Linked DNA regions of Mus musculus: region 2 is linked to region 1. Evidence: chromatin loops called from intact Hi-C (ENCODE). Cell type or tissue: left cerebral cortex. All regions are shown on one strand.

Region 1 (2,500 bases):
AGAAAGGAGTCCTTAGACTTGTGGGCTCAGAGGTGCGGGAATGCCTGTGTCCTGGCTCACAAGACAAAAAAAAAAAAAATCCAGGACATGAAAGTGGCAGAGTACCGGGACTTGAAACACGTGTCCCTGGAGATCTACTCGGCATCCGTGGATGCAGATAAAGGAGCATTGCCTTCTGATGGTGTTCACGGAAAGGCTTCCATCCTGGTTGGGTGGGGATGGAAGAATCCCCAGTGGAACGCGTCCTAATTGCTGTTGTCAGCAGCTGTGATCTCTTCCTGATACATTCCCGGTTCATCTGGGGCTTTGGACTGCAAGGGGATTATCCTCAGCCCTAATTAAGCTCCTGCCTGACGTGGGGTGGATGCCAGCTGCTGACACAGACTTGGGCCCTGAAGCTTGGTCATGCCTTGCCCTTCACCCTTCACTCCTCACCCTCCTAATACACCCACAAGGTTGGACTCACAGAATCTGGTCTGATTTGTGGGGAGGTGATGCTTTGTTACCTGGGAGCTTATCCTCAGATGGAGAACCCAGGACTCCCACCAAGAACAGAGTCTTCTTCCACCAATTCTGCAACGCCATTGCCTTTATTTGTTATTATATTATATATGTATTATTAAAAAAAACTTTTGTTTCTAAGCCAGGATCTCACCTGGTACCCAAGTTGTGAGCCTCCTGCCTCAGTGCTGGAATTATAGGCATGGATCATCATGCCCAGCTTTATGCCCTATTCTCCAGTTATCACCAGCTCTGTTCTAGTCTCTGACCACAGCATACTTCATGTGTTAGAAACATGGGTTCTTAGACCTGGTGGCACAGACATATAATCCTAGTTACTTGGGAGTCTGGGCCAGGAAGAGTACAAGTTCAAGGCCTTCTTAGGCTACAGAGTTGAGTTCGAGGGCCATCTTGGCAATTAGGTGAGACCTTGATTTGTCAAAATAATAAAGGAGTGGAGATAGAGATGTCTTTGTAAGAGAATGAGGAGCTCAGAGCACAGAGCCACAGGCAGAAAAGAAGCCATATTGGAAAACATGTTCTGTTTTGAACATGACGAAAATTCCCATGGAAAAGACTCTCCGTGTGGCTCGTCCTCTGGCCTCAGTCTTCTCCAGCATCCATCAGTCACTGCCTACTGATAACCCTAGTGAGCCTGGCTCATGACTCCATCTTTACTTATTTGTTTTTTTGTTTGTTTGTTTGTTTGTTTTTCCTTTCTGTGTGCATCTTCGTGGCCCCTAGCATCCTGCCGGGCGGTCTGTTTCCCTTTGGCCAATGTGCAATCCTGGCTCCTCTCCTTTTGGGCTTCCTCCATCCCAGATTGGGCAAAACCTCAGTTCTTTCGTCTTGCCTAGTCCTGGCTGACAGTCAGACTGCTGCAGCTGTGCCCTGCAGCTGTAAGGGCTCCCACTGTATGCACAGGGCCAGGCCCTGCCAGGATCAGAAGACCCACAGAGCCTCATCATCTTTGCAAAATCATCCCCCACGCCCCCCCCCTTTTTTTGCTTTGCATGAAGTTCAGAGAAGGCAGATGTGTGGCTTAGAGTCTGGGAGGGTCTGTGCAGTAAGAAATATTGCCACCGCACTGGGTGGGAAGGTCTGCCCTAAGCAATGAGGAATAGGTTGAGAGCCCCCGACGTGTTAGGAGAGACCTAAGAGTCTGATGTCCTAGAGCATGGTCCTCTTCAGTTACTGACTGACTTCCAAGATTATATCAGGTTTGAGCTGTGACACGAGGCAGGTAGCAGTGCCCAGCAGCAGCTCTTTCCTCCCCCACCAGCCGCACTCTCAGGAGCCCCATTTTCTTTAAAGGCCTTTTGAGGCCATAACGGTTTTTTAAGGACATTTTATGGAGCAGGAACACAGTCTTACTATTTAAAATTATTATAGGGATTATGAGCCTGCAATATCTTTATTTTTATGACAGTTGTTGGTTATGCCCCTGATTTATTTGATACTGGGCTCCTGTTCAAGAACACAACCTCCAATTAAATGTGGTTACTGTGGCAAAAATATGATTCCTCCTCAAAATGACCCTCTTTGGGGCTGGGTCCAAAAACTCATTATGGTGAAAAGTGAGGGCAGCCTCTTTGCATTCATGAGCATTCCTCCGACAGTCACTTGCTTTTCCCATATGAGGAATTAGAGGGTAGCCAGGCTGTGGGTTGGGCCTAAAGGAAAATGGAGGTGAGAGGAAAGAGCTTCCTCCAAGAACTAAGTGGGTCACCAGTTAAAACCATGCTTTAGAGACAGAAGAAACCCTGGATACATAAAGAGTAATTTTCTCTTCTATGATAGGAAGGAATAACAGCCCAGAGGGGCCAAGAAGCCTGGCCAGACCCAGGCACTGAGGTCTGGCTGTCATACTGCTCTCTCTTCTCCACCCTAATTTCCCTAGGATGTCATGAGCTCTCATGGCTCTGATCCTGCCCTGCTCTGAATACAAGAAGATAACCCGTGACTCCCTTCTTGCATGACCCATCTTTTGTGAACCCTT
Region 2 (2,500 bases), 120 kb before region 1:
GTGTGTGTGTGTGTGTGTGTGTGTGTGTGTCTTTGTGTGCCAAACTCCTCAGGTTTTCCTTTGCTTTATGAAGACATACTGTTCTTAAAATCTTCTAACTTGTGACTAGTAAAATGAGATTTCTGCCTGTTACTTGGCCAATTTCATCACGTCATTATTAAAAATTCATATTCTTCTCCCATTGGCTCTGGCTTTCAGTGTGAGTCCTCTCAGTTTCCAGACTCCAGTACTGTCTTATACCTTTGTCTCATGGAGATTCCAATGGAGCCATGAAGAAGTACCACAGACTACCCAGAACTTGGCCCTCTTTGAAGCAGCAGACATGCTCACATTTGTAATGAGGAATATGGTCAGCTGTTTAGTAGGGAGCACACAGCCAAGCATGTAGTTTTACCCCACCGTCCTTTTCAGATTCTGCACTTGGCTGTGAACTTCAGGTCCAGAGAAGAAGAGATGAAAAACAAATATCTTAAAGCCAGCTGCTCCAAATCAAACAGAATAGACCCTCTTTCAGGGTGGCAGTTTTGGTTTTGGCAGAGAGAAACTGGTAAAGGAAAAATAATTTTTCAAACCCAGGCATTCAATGAATGGAGAAAAATAACCTTATTATTAATATTATTATTATCAATAATAAAGAAAATAAATTATTTTTTGTTTTCCTCTTTCTCTGCCACCTTTTCTTTGCCCTTCCTCAGCTGCTGTCTTTCTCTCTTCCCCTCACTCTCCTGTGGGTCACACTAGCTGTCTTAGTGCAGGGAAATAGAGTGTTTGAGACAGGAAATCAAGGCTAGTCGATAAGCACACACTTGACAAAATGTCTCACTGGGTAGACATTGACCTATGCTCTCCCACTCCGTGTTGCTGTCTGCCTAAGCTAGTGATCATTTAATCACTAGACTCACTAAATCCCATAAAATTTTAACAAGCTCTTTATATGACATAAAGATCATTATATGATAAATAAATGGAGCATTATACAATATTAGTTGATTACAGGTCTCAATACATTAAGATGATGTATACATAACTCAATATATTTACTCTTCAAATTAACCTATAGATTCAAAGTGATTCTATTAGACCCTCTGTTTCGTAGGAGTATGAAGTTATGGATTAAGCTTATTTGCTGTGTTTCAGCCCATTACACTTATGACTTATAAAAATTCTCGTGTTGTCCATTAGCTCTGTGGAAGCTGCTAGTGGTGGCCTCTGTGAGACACCAAGTGATGCTTTTGTTACTTTCATTGTTAGTTCTCTGATCTCCATAGAAGTTCAGCAAGCTCATGTTTGTACATCCTTTGTTACTGTTAGTGAACTATTTTTATTACCTGCTCAGTGTTCTATTAATTGTTGTTCATTGCCTTGAAAGGATTCTTTGTGGAAAAGGATTCTTTGTGTCATAGCAAGCCAGGTAGGAGATACTCAGACATATTACTATTAACTATGTTTGCAGAAATCTTTACTATAACCCCGCCTACGAGAATTACTTGTATAGGGTTAAACATGCCTGGCTTTTGAAAATACATTTTTACTAATTTCTTGAGAATTTCATACAATTATTTTCTATTATATTCTTCTTCCACCCCTCCTCTAACACCTTCCAATCCATCCCCATCTACCTACCCACTCCCCAATGCCCTCTTTTTTTTAATAACTCATTAACTCCAATTTGTGCTGCCCATATACTAATGCATATATCCACTAGGAGTTCCCCCAGATGCTATTGACTGTCCATAGCTCCTCAGTTAGGGTTTGGGGCTCATAAACCCTTCCCACTCCATGTTAGAGGGTCGACTGACTTGATTTGTGCAAGTCTTGCACAGACAACCCCAACTCCTCTGAGCTCACAGGAGTCCTGTGTCAGATGACATAGTTTCTCTCCAATCCTTCCTGGCCTCTGGTGTTTACAGTCTTCTCCCTCCCTGCTTTTTCGCAATGGCCCTAGACTCTTTGGGAGGGCCGATATAGAGGCCCCAGTTGTCAAACATGCCTGCCTTTTATAAGTTCCTTAGTTATTAGTAAAAAAAAAAAGTTTCCCTAAACTATAGGTTATGCATGTAACCTAGGCATTGTTCTTTATGTTTCAAACCTGTTTTTATTTAAACTTTTAATGTACTTGTATTAATTTTTAATCATTTTATTTTTTGAGATTATAGTCACACACCCCCATCCTGCTCCATACTTGATTTTAAATTTTATTTTATTTCCTTTCAGATGGGTGGCCAGTTGTATCTGAAAGTGTTTTCAGAGTAATTTATCATTTTCCCATTGAACTGTCACTTCGGCTGACAAACATCTCCAATAACCACACAACTCTCATTTGTTCACTCTGTACCATGAATACGTTTTATGTTCTTACTAATATCATGTTGATTTCAATTCAGTTTTGTAGTAGTTTTAATATTTTAACAGTTTGGTACGTACACATTTACTCTTTCTTCATACATTTTTAGGTGTGTATTTGTATATGGTGTATGTTTGTATGTCTATGACTATTCTC

The links. A loop is a pair of places that touch in the nucleus more often than their neighbours do. Peaks named below come from ENCODE experiments on the same cell type or tissue, not always from the same donor. Only the 100,000 strongest peaks of a DNase experiment are listed, where the experiment ranks them.
Region 2: it touches region 1 in a loop (2.9-fold over the local background); 2 of 42 quality-filtered maps call a loop at or near these places.

Annotation. Positions count from the first base shown.
Region 1 is chr16:34,853,931-34,856,430 of GRCm38, forward strand. All of the region lies in intron 2 of Mylk (myosin, light polypeptide kinase), which reads left to right. Among named protein-coding and RNA genes, the nearest start is that of Mylk, 70 kb to the left of the region's middle. In left cerebral cortex, no CTCF peak of the experiment used is centred here; a DNase peak (open chromatin) is centred at 1,340.
Region 2 is chr16:34,731,298-34,733,797 of GRCm38, forward strand. No RefSeq gene overlaps it. Among named protein-coding and RNA genes, the nearest start is that of Gm35150, 42 kb to the left of the region's middle. In left cerebral cortex, no CTCF peak of the experiment used is centred here; no DNase peak of the experiment used is centred here.